3 separate regions of the Homo sapiens genome follow, and regions 2 and 3 are each linked to region 1. The links are chromatin loops, found by intact Hi-C in ENCODE. Cell type or tissue: endothelial cell of umbilical vein. All regions are shown on one strand.

Region 1 (8,000 bases):
GTGGGCCTGATCTATCAGCTGAAAGCCTGAAGAGCGCAGCAGAGCTCCCCTGAAGTAGAAGAAATTTCTCCGATGGACAGCAGCTGCACTCAGTTTCTGGAGAGTTCCACATTGGCCTGCTATGTGGATTTCAGACTGGCCTAGCCAGCCCCCACAATCATGTAAGCCAATTTCTTGCAGTAACTCTCTTAATAAATACACTTATCCCTTGGTATCTGCAGGGGATTGGTTCCTGGTCCCTCGTGGATACCAAAATTCATGGATGTCTAGGTCTCTTATATAAAACAGTATAATATTTGTGTATAACCTATGCACATTCTCCCATAGACTTTAAATTATGTCTAGATTACTTACAATCCCTAATACAATGTAAATGCTATGTAAATAGTTGTTACACTGTATTATTTGGGGAATAATGACAAGAAGTTTGTACATGTTCAGCACAGACAAAACAATCCATTTTTTTTTTTTTTCAAATTTTTGGATTTTTTTTTTTTTTTTTTTTTTTTTTGATACTGGGTCTTGCTCTGTTGCCCATACTGGAATGCAGTGACATGATCTTGGCTCACTGCAGCCTCTGCCTTCTGAGCTCAAGCGAGCCTCCCACCTCAGCCTCCCAAGTAGCTGGGACTACAGGCGTGCACCACCTTGCCCAGCTGATTTTTGTATTTTTTGTAGAGATAGGGTCTTACCATGTTGCCCAGGCTGGTGTCGAACTGGTGAGCTCAAGTGATCCACTCGCCTCAGCCTCGTAAAGTGCTGGGATTATAGGTGTGAGGCACCATGCCTGGCCATTTTTTGGGAATATTTTTGATCCTCAGCAAATATTTTGGTAAATATTTTTTGGGAATATTTTGATTTGGGCTATGGAACCCATGGATAGCGAGGGCTGACTATATCTGCTGCTTCTGTTTCTTTGGTGGAACCTTGACTTATACAGATATTTTCATGATATAATGTTAAGTGAGAAGGGGAGAATTCAAACTATATAGTCTAATATCAAATTTGAAAACTTTAAAAATTATGTATGTAGAAAAAAAGCTGGAAGAAAATAGTAGTAGTAATCACAGAGTGGTGGAATTGTGAGTGTTCTTCATTTTTATCTTTGTCCCTTACTATATTTTCTAATTTTTCTGTAATGACCATTTATTTTGTTTTATTAATTTTTTTGTATTCCTTTTATGATCTCTAAAAAATGAAAGGAGGGTATTGGTTTTGATTTCTGAGTAATAGACTAGAATAGCTACTTTGTTGTTTTGTAGAGACCCTATTTTAAAATTCTTGAACCAGTGAATTTTGTTCTGGGTTAGAATTAGAGTTAGTTTTGTGAGTTCTACCTTAAAAATAAGTATAGAGTGAAGACTTGGATATGTTTCAGGAAAGCTAACCTTTCTACTTGGTAGCTCTTTGTTCAGAATAGACTGGTACCGCAAGAATCCTAATCAAACCTTTCCAAGGACTGGAACATTCTCAGCTTCAGTTACTTGTTTTCCTTGAACAAAACAGGAAGTTGTGGCACCGATCTCTAGTTATACCTGAAATGTAGTGTTTTAGCAGATTTGAAAATAGAATGTGAAAGACCATCCTTTTCCTTGTTCTACCTTTAGCTGCACCCCAAGTCCTCCCACCAGTGTTCAGGATGGTTTATCCTATAAATTATAGATCTGCAGTTCTTTTAATTGAGTAATTTAAGGTAGTTATTCTGTAGAAGACCACACAGAAGCACCATCTTTTGTGAGCACTCTGTCTAAAATCTGAGAATCTAAGTCTTAGATTGCTGATATCTGATGACTCTTACTTGACATGTTTTTCGGTTCTAACCAGTATTAGGCAAAAACTCCCTTTTTGTATACTACAGTAAAGTCACATCACATGCTTATTTAATTTAAATAAATTCAGTGTAAGTGCTGGGAAAGAAAGAAACAAGATTAAAAATAATGTATTTATATTTTGTATATATGTATTTTGAATTTTATTTTTTTAGAGACAGGATCTTGCTGTGTTTTTCAGGCTGAACTCGAACTTCTGGGCTCAAGTACTCCTCCTGCCTCTATATATGCATTTTTGTTGTAAGGTGTTCATTACTGTATACAGACAATTGTTTTGTGTTTTAGTAAAGTATAATTTATGTAACAATACAATTCATTCCTTTTAGAATACAGTTTATGACTTTGGACAAATGTAGTCTTGTAACCACCACAGTCAAGATAGATGACCAGTATGGTTTGGCTGTGTCCCCACCCAAATCTCATCTTGAATTGCAGTTCCCATAATCCTCACATGTCATGGGAGGGACCCGGTGGGAGGCAGTGAATCATGGGGGCAGTTATATCCATGTGGTTCTCGTGATAGTGAGTTCTCATAGACGGTTTTATAAGGGACTTTTCCCGCTTTGCTTGGCACGTCTTCCTGCTGGTATGTGAAGAAGGATGTGTTTACTTCCCCTTCTGTCATGATTGTAAGTTTTCTGAGGCCTCCCCAGCCATGCTGAACTGCGAGTCAATTAAACCTCTTTTCTTTATAAATTACCCCATCTTGGGTATGTCCTTATAGCAGCATGAGAATGGACTAATACAATGACATTTCCATTGGTGCCAGACTCCCAGATCCTGGCAACCTTGTGCCTGTGTTCTGCCCTAAAGCTGTTGCAGCATACATTGTTATTTATACATAATAATGTACAGGTTTCATTTATAGTATTTTTGGGGTGATTTGGGGGAAATTTTATTTTGACCTAATTTTACCATCACTCTGATTTTAGCATCTCCCTGACTAATAACCTACAATTGGTCTGAATTTCATTCTTGTTTCTGCCCTACTGTTGCTGCCAGGGCATGTCAAATGAAGATCAGAAATGCCCCCACCCCAGGGCTTAAAGGAACCTATCTTTTTCTTTTTTTAGACGGAGTTTTGCTCTTGTTGCCCAGGCTGGAGTGCAATGGCATGATCTCGGCTTACTGCAACTTCCACCTCCCAGGTTCAAGCGATTCTCCTGCCTTAGCCTTGCAAGTAGCTGGGAGTGCAGGTGCCTGCCACCATGCCTGGCTAATTTTTGTATTTTTTTAGTAGAGACAGGGTTTCACCATGTTGGCCATACTGGTCTGAAACTCCTGACCTTGGGTGATCCACCCATCTCGGTCTCCCAAAGTGCTGGAATTACAGGCGTGAGCCACCGCGCCCGGCCCAAAGTAAATAACCCATCTTATTCCTCAGAGAAGAGAGAGAATTTGCACACAGATATTTCCCTATTTGCACAAGATAGCATCAGAGAATGTGCTTATATTCTGTAAGGATGCTTTACAATTTTAATAGTTGTTCAGGCTGGGTGTGGTGGCTCATGCCTGTAATCTCAGCACTGTTAGAGGCCGAGGCCGGCTGATCATTTGAAGTCAGGAGTTTGAGACAAGCCTCACCAACATGGTGAAACTCTGTCTCTATAAAAATACAAAAAATTAACCAGGTGTGGTGGTGCGTGCCTGTAATCTCAGCTACACAGGAGGCTGAGGCAGCAGAATTGCATGAACCCGGGAGGTGGAGGTTGCAGTGAGTTGAGATTGTGCCACTGCACTCCAGCCTGGGCGACAGAGCAGAGCGAGACTCCATCTAAAAAAAAAAAAAAAAAAAAAAAAAGAATTGTTCATAGTAAAGACTTTGTAAAAAGTGAAAAAGTGCCATTTGAGCCTCAGTGTTTATGTAATACTAGACTGGGTGACCAGTGCCTGCAGACATGATTAGCACTGTGGAAGAGAGGGGCGCAAAGTCTGCAGCATCTTATGACGTAGTCACTAATCAGGCATTTCTCAAGAGCTGCCTGTTAGGGTTTGCCTCTTGGATGACCTCACGGTAGGGTTTGGTGTTGGTTTCCTGGGCATGGGCCGTCAGTGTCAACTTTCATAGCACCTGCAGTTCAGGCTCTTGACCTGCAGGTGTTGCTGTAGACAGTGGGATGGTGACTTTGCCTTTGCTTGTGCTGGGATGCTGACAAAAATCTCTGAAAGGCTGTGTCAGTCCTGGGCTTTTCCTTTTAAAAATCACGAGCAGAATTCTTTAACAGAGAAGAAGGAAAATATGGTAGCACTAAGAATGTCAGTTACTGCCTAGAAACTGTTGTCTTTGTCCTTTGTGCTTGGACTGGTTATCTTTTTGTCCTTTGGATGAGGAACAGAGTGCTCCAACACTGTTGGTGTGCATTGGGCAGTGACAGGGCCCTGGGTCCAACTAGGCCATTCCTCCTGCCCTGGGCAGGGAAGCAGAGTAGTGACAGTGTACAAAGAGGGTGTCATGGAACAATCTAACATATTAACCCCTTCTAGGACAAGCCCGTTAGAACATAATACCTGAGAAAACTGTTCAGTACTTTCTCTTGCTTTGGGTAGTGTGGCCTTTGTGCGCAGTTACAGGGACCTCGGTGCTTCTTGGGAAGGGAATGGCATCATTTGGAAGATAAATTTCAGGTTTCCTAATAGTGTCCTTGGCAGATACTTCATCATCATCATCAGGCTGCTCCCTCCTGACTTGGTCTCCGTAGGTATGGGCACTCTTCACTTTTCTCATCAGCAAAGTCTTTTCCAGTAGTTCATCCCTCCGCTTTCCCCAGCAGGTAACCATGCCTCCTTGGAGTTTGCACTTCATTTTACGTTATTCCTTTATGGCTGGCTGTGCCCACATTTTCAGTGATTAGGGGCAGAGACTTACTCAGCCTTTCTCACTTCCTGGTGCTGTGTGAGATGACCCCCCCAGTGCATGCCGAATTCCATTTCTTAGTACCTCTTCTTTGGTTTTGCTTACTGTTTTCGCTCAGTCTGTTATAACAAAAATACTGTAGCCTGGGTGGCTTATAAACAACAGACATTTATTGCTGACAGCCTCTATAGGAGGCTAGAAGTCCAAGATCAAGGTGCCAGCAGGTTCAGTGGTGAGGGCCCACTTCCTGGTTCATAGACCTCTGTCTTCTCATCGAGCTGTCACATGGTGAAAGGGGCAAATGAACTCCCTTAGGCCTGTTTTATAAGGCCACTACTCATATTCACGAGGGATCTGCCCTTATGACCTAATCGTCTCCCAAAGGCCCCACCTCCAAATAACATTACTTTGGAGGTTAGGTCTTTAACATGAATTTTGGAGGGACACAAACATTCCTTCTATAGCACTCACACACCTATCATGACATCTGTGGCTCTTGATGTCCCTCGGGTGGGCTGTCAGGAGAATAGAAAGGTGCCTGTGCTTCAGGCCTGAGACTTCTTTCCGTGTGTAGGCTCACACTGCCTGAGAAATTTGGGTTCCTTGTTTCGTCTTTAAACAGCTTCTTCCTTTACTAGTCGAGGCTTTTTCAGGTGCCCATTGCAGGAGACCCCTTTGTAGAGTCACGGGGGCTTAATCAGAATCCCCTTCTCTCCATATACCCAACCCCGTAGACTGTGGTGAGGATTGAATGAGACCTACTTAGCATGATTCCTGACAGAGTGTGCACTCAAGTAGATACTAGCTATTATCGTTACTATTATTTCTCTTAAAAAAGAAAAAGCTTTTCATTTTTCTTTCTGATTATACTCAATGTACAATATTTGGAAAATACAGATGAGTATATAAAGAAAATCCCTTCACTTCCTATTAACTTTTTGGGATATTTTCTATGGCTTTTCTTTTCTTTCCTTCTTTCTTTTCCTCTTCCCTTTTCTTTTTTGAGACATAGTCTTACTCTGTTGCCCAGGCTGGAATATAGTGGAGCACGGTGCAATTGTAGCTCAGTGCAACCTCGACTTCCTGGGCTCAAGCTGTCTTCCTACCTCAGCCTCCTGAGTAGCTGAGATCACGGATGTGTACCACCATGCCTGGCTAATTTTTAAAAAATTTTTTGTAGAGACGAGACTCCCTGTGTTGCCCAGGCTGGTCTCAAACTCCTGGGCTTAAGAGATCCTCCTGCCTCAGCCTCTCAAAGTGCTGGAATTACAGGCATGAGTGTCTGTATCCAGCCTGTTTTTTTCTTATGCATGTAAACATATACATAAATACATGTATGTATATTTATAAAATTTTATTACACTTTATCTTCTTTTATGCTGAACAGAGTATCCTTAGCATTTCCTGCATGCCTTTTGCTGATTTTGAATTTGTGATGTAGACCAGCCTGGCCAGTATGGTGACAGCCTGTCTCTACTAAAAATACAAAAATTAGCTGAGTGTGGTGGTGCATGCCTGTAGTCCCAGCTACTCGGGAAGCTGAGGCAGAAGAATTGCTTGAACCTAGGAGGCGGGGGTTGCAGTGAGCTGAGATCATGCCACTGCACTCCAGCTGGAGTGACAGAGCGAGACTTCGTCTCAAAAAAAAAAAAAAAAAGAAATGAATTTGTGATGTACACTGTTGAGTGTTGTCTACCTGAAGTGGCTCTTGTCCTTGGATGAGGGCATATGCTGCATAGTATGCACTGAGAGAGAATAATGAATAGAAAGCCAGGGGTTGAGGGATGTCTGTCTGTTTCCCCTCAGATTCAGCTATCTGTGGACCCCACCTGGGGATTGAGCCTTAGGCCACCTGGCTCAGTGTCATCTTGTGTCATAGCTGCTATTTCACCTTTCCAGTGATTCACCCTGAAACTGCACCTTCTTTAAGAAAGCTCAGGCATAAGAAGCCTCCAAGCGATTTGACTTAAATCACAAGTCAGGAAAACCTGATTTAAGTTGTTAGGAGGACTTTTAAAAAATTCTCACAAGAAACATTGCATTTTTATTTTTTATTTTGCAGTTTATTTTTATTTTGCAGTGAAGGTTATATGCTTCATTTTTAGAAAGCAGTGTTGAGTTTGCTGGATATTGAAGTTATATCAGAAAATAACCTGGTATCTTAACGTTTTCAGAGTTGGATGGGTTCAGGGAGCATGTGGTCAGGGAGGAGGAAGAGGAGTGTTAGAATCATCTGTGGAGTTTTTCCCCTGGAAAAATGTGTATTTCCAAAAATTGAGAACCAGTGATCTGCTTCCTTTTTACAGGTGAAGAAATTGAGATGTACAATGGTCAAGTGCTTTGCTTAAAATCATACATTTAGAAGGTAGGGCCAGAGAGTTATTGGGAATTGAAGCAGAACTACCTCGTGGACTAACTGAGGATTTATTTGCATTGATGTGTTAGAAAAAAGCAACTAATTACCCTACTATCTGAGAGATACTTTTTAAAAACTAGCCAATTTCTTTTAAAATAACCAACTTCTATTTGAATATTTTTCTATAATAATAGTTCTTCTTTTTATGCTAGCTTGGTTTTTTTTTTTTTTGATGTTGGAAAGGTAATATATGTACTTCACAAAATGTTTATTAGGTAGAATTTGAAATACAAAAGACAGTAGACAGAAGAACATGACTCCTCATGTGCTCATTGCCCAGTTCCAACAGCAGCCTGCTTTTCTCCCTCCTGGTTTATTTTGAAACAAATTCTGCCTTGTATCATTTCATCTGTAAATATTTTCAGCCACTGTTTAAACTTCCAGTTTTCTTATAGTGTCCTAATTAAAAGAAAGTTTTGTTTGAATCAGGCTACTAATAAGGCTCCAAACACCAATGCCTCATAGTCAACCCTCCATTTTTCTCTCTTTTTTTTCCCTCAAAATTTATTTGGTAAAGTAAATCAAGTTGTTTGTTTGTATTTCCCACTAGCTGGATTTTGCTGATTATTACCCACATGTGGTTTAGCATGTCCTTTGTCCTATTTCCTATAAGTTGGAGTTGGATTTAGGGTAACATTTTTGAAAGTTAGGAGAGTATGTAATAGAAGCAGGTTCTTCCTAAAGATGACTGTTGTTCAATATCATCTTTTGCAAAATTTTAATATTTTATATGTATGTATATATTTTCCCTACTATATATAGTACACATGCACAGACAAAAGCACATCAGTGAATGTTGCCTTTGTCATATCCCTGGAATGTGCTGTGAACCCTTGCACTAGATAAGCAGCTGACACTGACTGAATACTTCCTGTTGCCAGGTAGCTTCTCCTTAGTGTAC
Region 2 (8,000 bases), 240 kb after region 1:
CACAGGGTGGCCTCTCAGAAGCTTAGCTGTCTCTCTGCTCCTTCCTCTCTCCCTTCCTTCCTCCCTTTCCTTCCTTCCAATCTCCTTTCCTCCTTCTTCAACCCCACCTTCCCCAAGGCTTGGTTCAGCCTGCTGCTTCTCTGTAGACAGGCAAGCAGTGCAGACCCTGGGGCCATCACCCTGATGGCATTTTTAAGACCAACCTCCCCATTGGTTTTCATGCTGAATGGGGGTCACACCTTTCCTTAGGCCATCGATGATCTTTGTGCTGCTCTGGGGAGAGTGTCACACCAAGAGCAGATCCGGGACCCTCTCCTATACCCTTTACACGCCACCGTACCCCCTGTTCCCTCTCATCTCTGCATCCCAAGCATGTCCTGCTTTGTCTCACCTGAGTCAGCCTCACTCAGGCGCCTCTGGGAGGAGGGGGCCCCCAGGTGCTCCCCTCGGGGCCACGTGGGTTGGTGCTAGGACTCAGTGGCTCTCCTGTGAGGGGCCACAGACATTGTGTTACCAGACCCCATGATTTATCTGGTTAACTCTGGAGCCAAGGCATAGAAGTAGAGGTCAGTGGTACCTCCTCCCCAATTTGGGGGACAAACAGAATTCTTGCTGTCTCAACCTCCTGTTGAGGGGGACAGGATGTCCTTTTCTCCTGGACAGAAATCCACCATCTTGATCGTGACAGCCCAGGAAGCAGCAGAGTAGTGGGGTTGCTCTCACCCCACTGGGGAGGGTGGTAGAGAGCAGAGGGCAGTTGATGTCATCCCAGGGAACTGCAAAAGAGCCAGGGTGGGGGCATCACTGGGTGGCCTAGCAGGGGTGGGCACAGCCTGAGAGCTACCCTGGAGCCTCCAGGCCTTCTTGCCCAGTGCTTCCTACGGTCCATGTTCACTTAACGCTCCTTCTCTTCGGAAGAACTGCTGGTCTGTTTCCTCTGGGGAGGGGGGACATGCAGCAAGTCTGCTCTGGGCTGGGTGGAGAAATGCAGCCCCTGACCCCTCCTCTGTCCAACTTCTCCATGTAGCTGCACGGGGAGCTTGGGGCCTCCACCCACTCACGTTGGCAAAATCACCATGTCCAGTGGCCTGTGGATTGGTGCTCGGTGGACACGGATGCGTGTGCCCCAGCAGGCTGGGACCCCCAAGGTGACGAGGAGGTGGAGGTGGGGGACAGAAGCCCCCAATGCTGCCTTGTCAAGGGGGCACACGGCCTCATCCCGCCTGCTCAGTAGGGCGTGGCTGGAGCTTTCGAGGAAGCTCTGGGTTTCTGCTGAGGGGCGCTCACAGCTCGGGGCTGTGGCAGTCTTTCCACATGGGGATAGCATATGTCATTCATTCTGGGGGTCACTTTTTCACATTTCAAGATCTCTGAGGTTTACAACCAGTGTTAAAAGTGGGTGGAGTGGTCTGTTTTGTCTCTTTGGGCGGCTCATCAAGCGGCAGTGTGATCCCGAGGGTAGTGCATCAGATGGAAGCAGTGCCAGGACAGCGGGGTACTCACCAGGGCAAAGGGGTGGCCTGGGAGGCTGGCCAAGGGACCCGAGGGCCCCAGGGAGCCCCCTGCTGGTCAGGGACAAGGAAGGCCTGCAGCCAAGAGACCCCACCGCTGGGAGATGGTGAGGCTGATGGGTAGGCCAGAGCCCGATGGGGTTTGAAAGCTGGGACAGGAAGGTCCCATGGGATGCAGTGGCCCTGGGACCCCCTCAGGCCCTCAGTGCCAAGTGCCCCCAGGCCTCCTTGGCCGCTGCTGCAAGATAGGGAGCAGATGTCCTTCTGGCTTGAGCAAGGGCACTGCTCTCTGTGTCAGGGCCTGAGTAACCCCCCAACCTGTGGATACCCAGCGGGCAGGGGGTCATTGCAGGGGCCTCCTTCCTGCCCCATGTAGTGGGGATGACCAGAGCCAGGGGGACTTGGTGGGTGGATGTCCTGGGCTGCCCCTAGTGCTGAGGGCCCTGGGCGTTTCTCCTTGCCCTTTGGGGGTCACCATCTCAGCAGGAAATACCTGAACTTCCCCTCAAGCAGCCCCCAACATCCCAGGTCTCTGAGGAGTGAGAAACAGGGAGGGAAGGGAGGGCCATTGCAGCCTCTCAGCCAGTGGGAGTCCGAGGGCCATGGGAGCCCCCAGCCACTGCACAGTCTGCCCCAGGGCTGTGGGGAACATTTAGTTTGCTTGTAAGGATGAGCTTGAGGTTTTGGTCCAACTAGCCCCCAGGTCGCCCTTCCAGGTTATGGGGATCCAAGCTCAGGCTGAGAGCCAAGTTTCCTCTGAAAGGCCAGAGCTGCTGTGTCTCTGTCCCCAGGGGCAGAGGGGCTGTGGGGTTGCAGGCTCAGCGTCTGGGACTCTGGGGTGAAGGCTCAGCCATGCCCTGCAGACACCATGGGGCAGGGCTCAGACCTGTGCACCTGTCTCTTGCAAACCACTGTTTTCTCTGTTTTGTAACCCCCCACCCAACCCCACATAACACCTCTGGGTTTAAACAACATGCACCCTTGTGCCGGTCACCTCCCTGCAGCCGGAGAACCTGCTTCTGGCCAGCAAGTGCAAAGGGGCTGCAGTGAAGCTGGCAGACTTCGGCCTAGCTATCGAGGTGCAGGGGGACCAGCAGGCATGGTTTGGTGAGTGCCAGGGGCAGGGTGTGTTGGCTGGCAGTTGGCAGGGCAGGAGGTGATGCTGACAGCCCCTTGTGGCCTCTTCCCCTCTCTCTAGGTTTCGCTGGCACACCAGGCTACCTGTCCCCTGAGGTCCTTCGCAAAGAGGCGTATGGCAAGCCTGTGGACATCTGGGCATGTGGTGAGGCCTGGCCTGAGTTGGTGCGGGGCAGGGCCTCGGGTGTTTCAGGACTTCCCACCTACATCCTGGAGTGTGCAGTGGCCAGCACGTCTTGCTCTCATCTGGGTTTATCTGTGTCAGACCTGCCCTTGAGCTGCCCTGGCAGGGGTCTGCCCACACAGCCAAGAGCCCCCTTTCCACCCAGATTAGAATTGCTCACATGAACCTGGCGCACCCCAGTGCTCGCCTGCGCTCAGCAGAGGTCTGGTCCAGAAGTGTGGTGGGTGGATGGGAGTGGAGAAGAGAGGTCAGGGGCTGTTGGGCCATGGGCAGGGCCACCTCCTTGGGTAGGGGTCTCCTCCCACAGAGGTGGGGAGCAGCAGAGGGGCTTGACATCACCCTCATCCCTGTGATAGTGTGGGTGTGGGGCAGAGGTCAGGGGGCCGGCTGTGCCCTTCTACCCCAGTGTCTGCTGCACAGGTGGGGGCAAAGGAATGCTGAGGACCCCAATGCCCTCCCAGGGCCACAGGAGCTAGGCAGTGAGGGTGCAGGGCATGGGCTTCATGGACGGTGGCACCCTGCAAGTGGCTGCGGTGCTCACAGGCCCCATCCGCAGGGGTGATCCTGTACATCCTGCTCGTGGGCTACCCACCCTTCTGGGACGAGGACCAGCACAAGCTGTACCAGCAGATCAAGGCTGGTGCCTATGACGTGAGTGCACCAGCCCCTCTCTGATGAGCTCCCTTCCTCCAGGTGTGGCCGGGTGAGGGCAGCGTGGGAAGAGGCTAGGAGTGGGGTGAAGCCACCTGTGGCCAGGTCCTGGGTCCTGCTCTCCCAGATTCGTGGCTGGAGATGAAGCCCCTTGGAGAATTCTTGCCCCTGCCTGAGAGGGAGCTTCAGGCCCGGCCGGGGCGCTGTTTCCTTCTGCAGTTCCCGTCCCCTGAGTGGGACACCGTCACTCCTGAAGCCAAAAACCTCATCAACCAGATGCTGACCATCAACCCTGCCAAGCGCATCACAGCCCATGAGGCCCTGAAGCACCCGTGGGTCTGCGTGAGTCGCCCTTGGTGCCCATGGTGGGGAGGGGGCTCCTGGTGGAGATGGCCTCAGACCACTCCCCTGGCAAGGACCCCAAGAGGGTCCTGTTCCTGACATCCAAGAGCTCCCTTGGGTCCCCTGGGTGCTCCTTGTGGCCTCTGGCTTGGGACATACCAGCACGTTTGTGAGGCCTGGGGCTTGGAAGGCATTAGAGGGTAGAGGTGATCCCTTCCTCCCAACTGCAGTCCTGTCTGTGAGGGGCAGAGTGGACGAGGCAAGGGAGAGACGAGTCTTGAAGTCCCAGGCGGGTGGGGACAGACAACCCTTGCCGCAATGGTGGCCGGTGGCTCTTGGCAAGTGGGGACCCCAGGGTGCCACAAGCCTTGCCACCCTGGCCTCTCCCCTGTGCCTCGGGCTCGGCTGCCATATGACCACCCATTTCCCCACAGCAACGCTCCACGGTAGCATCCATGATGCACAGACAGGAGACTGTGGAGTGTCTGAAAAAGTTCAATGCCAGGAGAAAGCTCAAGGTGAGGCCCTGGCCCCTAGTCCCAGGCACGGCCATGCTTCTCTGTGTCCCTCTGGGCTGGAGCAGGGGGGCCTTGGGGGGTCTGGGCAGACCTAGGGGTTACTGCTGCCCCCAAGACTGACTGTTAGCAAGTCCCAGACTGGATGCATCAGGTGAACTCAGGCCAGCTTGGGAATGAGTCCAGAGGGGCCCTGGGCCAGGTGTGGCTCCTCCTAGTTGTCTGTGCCACCTCCTAGCAGCCCTTGGAGGAGCTGTCCTGAAGCGCTCGCTGTGGGCTCCTCACCCGGGCTCTGCAGGCAGCACTCACCCTCTGGCAGTCACACTGTTTAGTACAAGCAAGTCCGAAGCTTCCGGCTCAGACAGGTTTGGTAAGGAGAGCAGAGCCACACACACTGGTCTTGGGTGGGCTGGGGGAGTTCTGGGAGGGAGGTGGGTCCCAGTAGGGTATCCAACCTGCCTGCTTTGGTCAGGGCTGGCTCCGGTGACCGCACACTGGCAGTCCCTCTACTTGTGGGTTCCGGGATGGGGACTTGTTGCCTGACTGCCCTCTGCTGGTCTCTGAGCAGTTCTCCCCGGAAGCCCCAGGACTGTTGCCCTGTCTGAGCCTGTCAGGAAAAGAAGGGGCTGTCAGGGAGCTGGACCCCAGAGGAGCTGCCGTGGTGACCAGCTGTTCTGGTGACCCCTGAGGCTTGAGGGGTCTTGAAGCAGCTAGAAGCTGTAGTTGGTCAACAGGTTTAGGCCCAGGGTGTGTGTAGTTCTGGAAATAGGTGATCTGTCTCAGTGCGGCTGCTGGCTTCCTGGAGCTCTTGCCTCTCTGGAAGGCTGAGGTCATGTCAGCCTCATGACAATGAGGCTGAGCATCTGGGCAGGAGGACAGGGGTCTTATCCTGGCCAGAAGCCAGCAGGGAACACTGATGGGATAGCCCCGGTTTTATCTGTGTCTCTCCCCAGGGAGCCATCCTCACCACCATGCTGGCCACACGGAATTTCTCAGGTGAGCCTTTCTTCTCCAGGGAGACAGGCGCTGCCCCCTCCCTGCTGGCCCACGCAGGAGAGCGCCTCCTTCCTCACCAGCCTCTCCACTCCTCCTCTGCGGCAGGCCTGCCCTCGGCGTCTGCCCTCAGCTCTGAGACCCACTGCCCACCTGGCCCCGCTGGGCTCCCACCTTGGGTGATACCACAGGGTCCAGCCCCCCGAGGCCATCACCTTCGTGCTGGGTCTGTGTCCCTCCACCCCCTGAACACGAGCGTCTGTGCTGCCCCACTGGGGCTCACAGCATCGTGTGTGTCTGTCCAGGCGTTTGTCGGGCATCTATGTGGCCTCCTTGTCATTTTGAGTGCTCTGAACATTGTGTTTTGTGCGGGAGGTGGGCAGAAGGGATGCGGGGTGATGCGGGAGGCTCGGGGGCCTCCTTCCAAGTTCTGGATGAGCTGCAGCCTCCTGTCCCGGCTGCTCAGGGTGGGTGGTTGGGAAGCAAGTTCTCTTGGCAGGGGGGTGGGGTCTGTTATAGACCCCTGAGGCCCAGGGCGCTGGCAGACCCATCGGGCATGATGTTAGCCCCGGAGTGGAGCCGGCAGCCCAGGTCTGGACAAGCTGTACCTGTGGCTTCTCCGTCGTCCGACACTCCGTGTGCGAGCGTCTGTGATCCGTCTCTCTCGTTGTCCGTTTGCATCTGGTGCCCCCCACCCGCCATCCTGTTACTTTTGCTGTGATGCTGTAATGCCGGGAACGCGTGCACACGGTCACACCAACACTAATAGGACTGTCCTGTCTGCTGTGTGCTCACCACACCCTTTGGGCATGAGAAGCCCCCACTGGGGTTTTCTAAGGAGAAAGGAGGCAAATGCTTTTCCGTGTCAATCAGTCCAATCTTGTTTTCACTCTCTTGAGCAAAGGATTCTGGAACCATCTGTCACCTAAACTTTAACTCTAATCTTCTTCTGCTTCCTTTGTCTCTTTTCTTCCCTTACCTCGCCCACCCCTCGTCTGTGTCCGCCCACCCCTCCCTTCCCCTCGTCTCTAACCCGGTGCTAACAGTGGGCAGACAGACCACCGCTCCGGCCACAATGTCCACCGCGGCCTCCGGCACCACCATGGGGCTGGTGGAACAAGGTAGATGTGTCTCGACCAGCGTCCCGCCCGCTCCCGCCCGTCCCTCCTGCCAGCATGCAGCCCCCTGCTGCACGCAGCCGCTGGCCGGGCTCCAGAGCCGCCCCAGAGGCCGCCAGGCCCCCGGGAGCCCCTGCTCCCGTGTGGTCACATCCCAGCAGAGCCCACCACAAGGGCAGGGAGGCAGCCCCCAAGGCTCCTCGCCTGTAAGAGGAGGGGCTGGGCTAGGTGGCCCCTGGGCTACACCAAGCCCTTCTGGTCCTGGCCCCCGAGGTCTGGGGGTCCGGAGACCCCCATTAAGAATGGCCTGGGCCCACAGGGAGCCACTGGGCCTGCTGCTGGGGGGTCTGAATCCTGAAAGGAGAGCCTTGAGGAGCAGAGCCAGAGAGGCAGAGGCCCTTGGGGCAGACACACACCCTGCCCCTCTGGGGCCGCATGGAGACGGTGGTCTGTGCTGCTGAGTCCTACACATGCATGTCTGCCCTGAGCATCCCCCCAGGACAAGCCGCTCTGGAGTGGGTGAGGGTTTTATGCACCCTGAGGAGACTTTCAAGGCTTCCTCTTGGGTTGTTTCTGCAAAGTCCTCCTCCCCTGGCCTCAAACCCTGTGAGGGAAAAGGCCGGCACTGGCCACCTGCTCCTCTGGGCTGTGCGGGGCCAGAGCCAGAGGCCCAAGTTGGCTTCTGCCCACCTGCTGGCTTGTGACCATGGGCAGACCCCATGAGGGCTAGGCGACCCCAAGACCTCCTTGCAGCTCCAGCCTGAGCTGAAGGCTGGTGAGAGCTTAGGGCAGGCCAAGCTGACAACGCCTGGCCACAGAACACAGAGGGCTACAGGGGTGACCCCAGATCCTCCCTGGGCTGAGCTGCTGAGTTCCCTGTCGGTGCCTCCAACGTGGGCTGGGGACCCGGCAGAGGTTCCAGGGTGCTGGAGACTGCCTTCCCCAGGCCTCCTCATGACCCACAGGGTGAGCAGCCTGGCCTTCCCAGCCAGAGAACCCTCCTTCTGGGGAGGCCCAGGGCGTCCTCGGGGAGGGCAGTCTATTCTCCTCCCATGAGCCCAGTGGACGTGTCTAGCAGGCAGCACCCCGGGAGAGCCCTCCCACGTCTTCTCCATTTGACAGGCCTTTCCAGAGCGCAGGCGGGAGGGGGCTGTGATTAGAAAAGAGTGAGGCTAGTGGCTTCTGGGGAGGCACTGCTGCCCAGGGGACAGTGCTGAGAGACAGCTGCCTCTACGCTGCCCTGTGCCCGGGGCTCCCGCTGCAATGCCCGCCTGTCTGCAAGTGAACGTGGGGCGACGGTGCATGAGGCCCTGCATGTGTGGCTCCACCCTGGGCGCCGAGAGCAGCTCTGTCCTGGAGGGTGGTCAGTGCATGTGGACAGAGCCCAGCATGGCTGTCCTGGGTGACCAGCTAAGGGGACAAGGCAGAGGCAGGGCTGAGAGGACCACCCATCCTGCTAGGTCAGCCCAGCTCAGCCATATCACACGGCAGTGAGCATGGAGCTCAGTTCTCTGCCAATGGCAGCTGAGTCTAGTACCATCCAGTCAGA
Region 3 (8,000 bases), 100 kb after region 1:
GGGCCACAGCCAGGTCCAGCCTGTCTTCCCTGGCACCAGGCTCTATGCAGTGGGGGAAACTCGGGCACCCCTAAACTATTCTCCAGTGTTCTCACCAGAGGTGGTCAGCCATGTGATGGCAAGAGTCACTTCTTAAGCTTTTGCTATCCCCAGAAACTTAAAGCAACACCAACCACACCCAAAAGTCAAGTGATATCCAGACAGCAACAGTAGAGCATTAACTGAGTGCAGGGCCGTGGTGACTCCTCGACACTCCAGGCTCTCCTGCTGGTAACCTCCCATTGGCAGAGCCAGGCACTCAGCAAAGCCCTGGACAGTCAGCAGCCTCCTGAACAGGCTCTGCTGTCCCCACTCACGACTTCAGAGCAGCTAGGACTCCTGTGACCACCCCTGTCCCCTGTTCCCCCCCACCCCGCCCCGCCCCGCCAACTGCCTCATCTCTGTCCCAAGATAACTGCTCTCCAGAATTTTCCATGATATGGTCATTTTAAAAGTTTTTTTTTTTTTTGAGACAGAGTTTTTCCTGTGTTGCCCAGACTGGACTCAAACCTCTGGGCTCAAGTGATCCTCCTGCTTCAGCCTCCCAAGTAGCTGGGACTGTAAGTGTGCACCACTGTGCCTGGCTTGATGGTGTCATTTTTCACTGTACGTGTATTTGTAAACCGTATAAATCAGTATCTTTGTGAGTTGCTTTTCTTTCTCCCTTACCTTCATGAGCTGTCTGTGTCCATACACAGTCTCCTCTGCTCCCCTAGGTGGGGTGTGATATTCCATTGAGTAGATATCACAGTTTATTTAACAACATCCTGTTGGTGAGTACTTAGGTTGGCCCCAATTTCTCAATATTACAACAATGCAGCAGTCATTCTCAAGTGTGAGAGATTCCCTAGGCATTTCCTGTGAGTGGAGTTGCGGGGTCACAGGGCATCCTCTGTACCCCTCCTGCGAGTGGGTCTTGTTGCTCAGCTCCTCACCATTTTAATGGACTCTGTAATGTTTGCAGTCATGCTGAGTGTAAAGTTGGATTGCCCATGCATTTCCCTTGTCATGGTGAGGTTGAACTCCCATTTATATTTTTATTAGGCATTCAGGTTCCTTCTGTGAATTTTGTTTCTATTTTTCACCATTTATTCTACTAAGCTGTTTGTCTTTTATTGTTGACTTGTAGGAATGTTCTGAATACAACCCTTTGCAAGTTGTATTTATTCCAGAACTCCCAGCCTGGAGCCTGTCTTTGCACTTTAAACTCCCCTTCCACCCTCCTGGTCCTCCAAGGTGGGGGGCATACTTGAGGATCACTCCTTACTCTCTGCTCAGGCCACCATGAGTCCCTAGACTCAGGCTGCATTTCCCCTACATTTCCCATCTGGGTGGGACTGTAGGGCAGGCACATTTCCCAGAGGCAGGGCAGGGCTGTAGGGCAGGCATTTGGGATAGAAGCTGCCTCTACTCCCAGGATAGAGCCCAGATTCCCCAGTAAGTCTGCCTGTGCCCAAGGCCTGTTCCCTCAGGTTTAGAGACCTGCTCTCCTGGCTGTGGCTGGTGGCAGCACCCAAGCCACCTGTGTTGTAGGTGGGCCCATTCGTGACCTGTCAGACAACCAAATGAGCAGTCTATCCCACTGCCCACTTCCTCATCGCAGGGCTTTGGGGGAAGAAAGCACTAAGCAGTTGAGATGGTCTGAGTTTCTTGTCTCACATCCGGCTTGCATGGAGAACAGAAAGTGAGTGCCATGAGCAAGACTGGGCCTGCAGCCCTTGGAGAGAATCCCAGCACCATGGGCCCAGCAGGAAGGACTGATCCCACCAAAAGCATCTCTGGCCCCTCCTGGCTCTCAGCCTGGGTAGTGCCTACCCCTCACAGAAGTCTGGCCACCTGGCACTCTACCTGGGAGCTCTCTGCTGCTGACTCTGGGAGAATACCCAGGTGGAGATACAACCCAACCCTCCACATCCCACCTGCCTTCTCCCCCTTCCCAGGAACCTTCAGGACAGGGTCACCCAAGTCCAGAGCCTGGGAGCCCCTGGCTGCTTCCCCAGCTAGCATTGACATCTCCAGCCTCCACCACGTCTGGGAGGAGCCCCTGACAGTCGGGAGCATGGAAGGGATTCCCATCTGAACAACGAAACCGCTGAGCGGAGAATCCACATTTCTCAGATCCATCAGAGAATCACAGTCACACAGCACACGCTGTCCCCAAACCAGAGAGACAGGCAGGTGGACACTGAGAACCACAGCTGACTGGAGCAGAGGCTGCTGCTGGAGCCCCATGGGAAGGAACATGGAAAGGGGAATGATGTGGGGACAGAGAGAAACTCATTTTCACCCAGCTCAGTGGAATCCTCTACTGAAGTCCTGAGAAGCATGCACTCAACTGTGAGGAAGACACCAGCTGGGGGTCAGCTAGGCCCATCTCTTCTCTGAGAACTGACCCCCTCACAGGGATTGCCCTGTCCTTCGCCCCAAGGAAGCAGAACATCAGTCTTGGGATGTAAGACCAGCACCCAAAGCTGCCAGCCAGGGCTGAGTGGGCACCTAGGGAGCAGGGTGGGGACAGAGTGGATAGACCAGAGACATTGGCTGCAGTGTGAGAGGCCAGTAGAGATCCAAAGAGATCAGAGACAGGGAGGAAGAGGGACACTCAGAGAGGGACCCAGGAGGGACAAGGAGGGAGAGGGACACTCAGGGACACAGGAGGCACAAGGAGGGAGAGGGACTTAGAGATGGACACAGGAGGGACAGGGAGGGAGGGAGACACAGAGATGGACACGGGAGGGACAGGGAGGGAGGGACACAGAGGGACGTGGAAGGGACAGGGAGGGAGAGGGACACTCAGATGGACACAGGAGGGAAAGGGAGGGAGAGGGACACTCAGATGGGACAGGGAGGGAGAGGGACACTGAGGGGACAGGGAGGGAGAGGGACACTCAGATGAGGGGACAGGGAGGGAGAGGGACACTCAGAGGTGAACATGGGAGGGTCAGGGAGGGAGAGGGACACTCAGAGATGGACATGGGAGGGTCGGGGGGAGAGGGACACTCAGAGATGGACACAGGAGGGAAAGGGAGGGAGAGGGACTCAGGGTCTTAGAGATGGACACTGGAGGGACAGGGAGGGAGAGAGACTGACAGGTGCACTCGGAAAGGACATGGAGGAAGTGTACTTTGGGTGCTCAAGGCAGGCCTGCAGGGTTTCAGGGTCCTCTCTGTGTTCAAGATAAATATTCCCGTTTCTAAAGGTTAGTCATTTTTGTGTCTTGGAGAAAAAAAAAGAGCCCTAACTTAAGGCCACCGTCATGTCTGCTTTGCAGGGTTTGCTGATTCCCTGGGAATGTCACCTGCCGCTGGCACTGGAGCATGTAGCAGTGGGTTTAGTCTTCAGAGGTGGTCTCACGTTGGGGTTCCAGTGGAAGCCACCAACACCTGAGTAGATCAGAGGTGCAATTTCCCATCTTCCCCTCCCCAACAGGATCAGAACCCCTCGGGGGGGGGTTGGGGGTGGAGGCTTTGGGGGTGAGTTTGAGAAGCACTGCCCTGAACAATGCCTGAGGTGCATCCTACCCATACCCCACATGACAGCTGAGGAAACCAAGGCAGGTGGAAGGTGCCAGAACCTGAAGGTGAGCATCTCCGCAGCGCCATGTCTGACTTTTGGTTAGCGATGGGTTAGGCATTACAGAAATGTGGGCTGATGGCCCCACACATGAAAGAGGAGGCAACACCACCCACTCTCTGCGGGAAGACGCGGCCATAGGTTCACCCCAGGACACAGAGCCCTGCTGAGCGGGTAGGCAGGACAGCGTGGAGCCCATGCGATCTACACCAGGGCGGCTGGTGTGGGAGAGTCCCCGCTCCCTCAGAACAGGAGGACAAGAAGAGCTTCCTGCGGATGCACAAGCTGTTGTGATTTGGGAATTTCAGCATTAGAGACCGTGGGTTCCAGGACTAGGGTAAGGAAGGAAAAAGAGAAAAAGGACCCCCAGCCATTGGGGTTCAGTTCAAGGAGCTGTCCATCCTCCTGCCAAGAGGTGGGGTGCAGGGGTCCCTGGGGGTGTGATCAGAGACCCCCTGCCCCTGGCTTGGGAGGGCCCCCTCATGTCACTCCTCACCCCATCCCACCTCGCTCCACCTGCCATGAAGCCCTCCCAGGCCCCCACCCTTCCTTCGGGCTCAGAGCCTGGGTTCAGCTTTCCGAGAGGGACACCTGTCCAGAGGGCACCACCCAGTGGTGGGCACAGTAGTGCAGGCTCCAGACCCCAGGCCTGGTCAACAGGTCACTGTTGTTGCCAAACACAAGCCTGTGGACTTAGAGGTGGTGATGGACACTGTGTTGAACCTCTGCTAAGTGGAAGGCAGGCAGTGTGTCTGGTGGCCGGGAGGCATCGGGGCAGAAAGTGGACGGCCGCCTCTGCTTCAGCCTGGATCTACCTGCCACAGGCAGCCACTCCCGTGTTCAGGACCTTTGTGAGCAACACAGGCCACTGACACCCCACATTTCCCGTGTAGTGACAAAAGATAAAGGACTCTGCCATCATGACTCAGGGAGGACTGGGCTCTGGTGGACTCCACAGGGCCCGGGGAGCAGGCTGGGCTTAGTTTGGGTCCCTGGGAGGGTCCCCTCAGAGGGGAGAGGGCCCTGGAGACATGGATGAGAAAGGAGAGTGGGGACCCTGGGGGCTAGATCTTAAAGGCCATGGTCTGCTGTTTGGAGTTTATCCCAAATGTCTGAAGGCAGAAGAGAGAAGCAGGGCAGGAGCCAGACCCCAAGGGAGGGCACTGGGAGATAGGGATACCACAACCCTACTTGGCCCTTGAGAGTGGGGCCACCCTCAGTCCCACCACTGCAGCTCTGTGCAGACCCAGGCCACCTCTCCCCTCCCCTGACCCTAACCCCCTTCTCCCCTGCTCCTCTTCCATCTTCTTCCTTTTCTCCTTTTCATAGGCAGGTGGCTTGGCTCACCACGTGTGATCCCCAAGGATCCCCAGGCAGTATCTCGTGCTCCACACGTGAAGGCAGGTGCCAGAGGCAAGGTGGAGGCCTGGGCACAGCTGTATATGGGGTGGCAGGCCCCACAAAAGTACCCCTTGGCCACTAGATAAAGGGGCTGTGACCCCAGGAGCTAAGAAGTTCCTTACGACCTGTTCTCAAAGGGGTGCGTGTGATCCTTGCCATCCCCCGCTCATCTCGCCCAGCCCTCACTGTCACCTCCACACTGAGCAAGGTGGAGCACAGCTGGGGTCTCCCTGACTGCTTGCCCAGAGCCAAGGCTACCACAGGAAGTTTAGGGAGGGGGCCTGGTCTCCCTATGCTTCAGTTTCTTCAGCTGCAAAATGACCAACATTGAGTGGGAAGAACCCCAGCATTGAGCATCCAAAGGCACTGGCAGGCTTCCTGGGGGTCCCACCGCATGAGGGCATCAGCACCCTCGAGAGCACCACCTGTCTCTGGCCTCCAGTGAATGGCCTCCTGCCACCTGGGGCCTGCAGACCGGAGGTGAGCGACTGAACCCAGGATCACCTGCCCTCAACCCCCACCCCTCGACCACCCCCTGAGCCCACTGCTCTGCTGAATGATCACACTCTCCCTTTCCCCCACACAATGCAGCATACAGACCTGGACACACGTCAATGGCCCCTCCTTCAGGACCCCTGCTACCCATGGGCAAGACCCGGCCTGGCCCTAACCCAACCCCTGTCCTCCCCTACCCTTTCTGATCCCCTGCCCTACCCATCGTCACTGTTTACTACACTGCCCTCACCTGAGGAGGGGTGTTGGGAAACCCCCACACACTTTAAATTATTTTAAGTGTAATAAAATATACATAACATAAAATGTATCCTTTTAACAATTTCAAGTGTGCAAGCTCTGTGGCATTAAGTACATTCACATGGTTATGCAACCATCACCACCATCCAGCTCCAGAACTTTTTCATCTTCCCAAACTGAAACTCCATAGCCATTACAATTTTGAGTTGTTGCTGGCATTGAAAAAAACAAGAGATTTTATATAAAGATCTGGTTTCTGAGCTCTTTTGAAAAAGTAAAGAGTCCAGGCAGTGCTGGGTGGGATCCTTCTAGGGACAGCCTCAGCTGTAGCAGGTAGGCAGGGCTGAGCACCACAGTCCTCACCACTCCCCACTTCATACCACAGCTCCCCCGCATAGGGACATTCAGGGCAGAGGGGACCCACTGCCCTAGAGGCAGTATCCCCTGGCAGATTGGTTGTCAGCCTGGTCAGCCTGGCTGCAACACTGCACTGGGAGGAACTGGAGACCGAGCAAGGGATGCTACCAGGGTCCAGAGGGAGAATGGAGTCAGACTGCCTTGGCAGAGGGAACAGCCCAGGTAGAATTCACAAGCAGGTATGTGCATAGGGCCTTGAATGGCAAACTAAGGGGTGTGGATAGGTTTGTGGTCAGTTGAAGGTGTGGAGAGCCCTCACAGGGGAGGGCAGGTCTTGGATTTAGCACCATGGCAGAGCAAGGGGCTGGGTCAGAGGCAGAGATAGGAGATGCATTAGTAGGGAGGGCGGCCTGGGCGCTTCTCACCTTTAGCTGCTTTCTCTCATAACCCTCTTGTCCACCCAGAAAGGCTGAAGGGATGCCAGGACGAAGGAACTGTCTGAGGCCTGACTTCACAGGCCACCCAAGTTATCTTCCGCACATGAACAAACATAATCCTAGATGGATTTCTTGGATTAATTTTTAACTTCTTATTTCTCAGAAGAAATTTTAATATATAAAGTACATTTTGATGTACAAACATCATAAAAGATGAAAGAATACTGTCACACAATACTGTCCTTTTAGCAAAATGGGATGGTCCAGGATCTTGTGAAATATTGTGTGATGAAGTCCTTCATGCTGAGTGATTCACTGAATGAGAATGTCATATTTCATTTTTGAAATTAGAAATATATTGTTCATCATTAATTCTTGAGTTCAAGAAAATTTATCTGGGATGTTATCATTTGAAGACTCATTCTAAGATTTCCCTTGTACTTTCATTTTCATCATTATCATTAGAGAGTGCTGCTGTCTTTCTATGTCATCTTCTGAATTGCCTAATAATAGTGAATGTCATTCTCTGCAAATTTTCTAATCTTTGCTGATATAGGCAGCAAATGAAAAATTCTGAATCCTTAACTGTATTCAATGAAAGCTAAATGTGGCTATCAACAGTCTTCGTTTGTGTCTTCTCCTCCTCTTTGTCTTCCTCCTTCTTTTATGACTACAGAAGTTAAACTTTTTAAATCCACATAGAACATAATAATAATGTACCTAGAAAATACTAACAAATCTACCCAGTGATAATATATATATAACATAAAAACATAAAATTTACCATTACAAGCTCTGTGGCATTAAATACATCACGTGGTTGTGTAACCATAACCACCACCATCCAGCTCCAGAACTTTTTCATCTTCCCAAACTGAAACTCCATATTCATTAAAATTTTACTACTACATTAATAAGTGAATTTAGTAAGTTTGAAGAATACAAGATCAATGTACAAAATCAATTGCATTTCTGTATACTAGCAACAAACAAGTAGAAAATAAAAATTTAAATGCCATTTACCATAGCATCAAAAGTGAAAAGTACTCAGGAATTAATTTAACCAAGCATGTATAGGACCTGTATACTAAAAACCACAAAAAATACCTACTTAAGGAAATTAAATAAGACTTTTTAAAAATGGAGAGATATATTTGTGAATTGGAAGACAATATTGTTAAGCTGTCAATTCTCTCCAAATTGATATATAGATTCAATGTAATCCCAATAAAATTCTCAGCAGGGTTTTTTCCCCCTTTGATGGGAGACTTTTTTTTTTTTTTTTTAGACGGAGTCTCACTCTGTTGCCCAGGCTGGAGTGCAGTGGTGCAATCTTGGCTCACTGCAAGCTCCACCTCCCAGGTTCATGCCATTCTCCTGCCTCAGCCTCCCGCGTAGCTGGGACTACAGGAGTCCACCACCACACCTGGATAATTTTTT

Evidence for each region. Peaks named below come from ENCODE experiments on the same cell type or tissue, not always from the same donor. Only the 100,000 strongest peaks of a DNase experiment are listed, where the experiment ranks them.
Region 2: it touches region 1 in a loop (9-fold over the local background); 98 of 110 quality-filtered maps call a loop at or near these places.
Region 3: a loop joins it to region 1, with 10 times the contacts of the local background. A loop is called at or near these places in 25 of 110 quality-filtered maps.

Annotation. Positions count from the first base shown.
Region 1 is chr7:44,473,453-44,481,452 of GRCh38, reverse strand. The region is part of intron 2 of NUDCD3 (NudC domain containing 3); the gene reads left to right. Among named protein-coding and RNA genes, the nearest start is that of NUDCD3, 13 kb to the left of the region's middle. RefSeq lists a silencer at 3,809-4,103. In endothelial cell of umbilical vein, a CTCF peak has its summit at 3,910 (motif pointing right); a DNase peak (open chromatin) is centred at 3,932; H3K27ac peaks cover 1,081 bases.
Region 2 is chr7:44,238,043-44,246,042 of GRCh38, reverse strand. It overlaps CAMK2B (calcium/calmodulin dependent protein kinase II beta), which reads left to right. Exons shown (of 24, transcript NM_001220.5): 7 at 2,516-2,618; 8 at 2,710-2,793; 9 at 3,389-3,483; 10 at 3,703-3,825; 11 at 4,260-4,343; 12 at 5,294-5,336; 13 at 6,380-6,454. Among named protein-coding and RNA genes, the nearest start is that of YKT6, 41 kb to the right of the region's middle. RefSeq lists enhancers at 4,617-4,716, 4,737-4,806, 4,967-5,166. In endothelial cell of umbilical vein, CTCF peaks have their summits at 1,380, 1,580 (motif pointing left) and 4,905 (motif pointing left); a DNase peak (open chromatin) is centred at 4,872.
Region 3 is chr7:44,371,796-44,379,795 of GRCh38, reverse strand. It overlaps NUDCD3 (NudC domain containing 3), which reads left to right. Exons shown (of 6, transcript NM_015332.4): 6 at 1-677. Among named protein-coding and RNA genes, the nearest start is that of CAMK2B, 50 kb to the right of the region's middle. RefSeq lists an enhancer at 1,628-1,817. In endothelial cell of umbilical vein, a CTCF peak has its summit at 4,266 (motif pointing left); a DNase peak (open chromatin) is centred at 885; H3K27ac peaks cover 1,755 bases.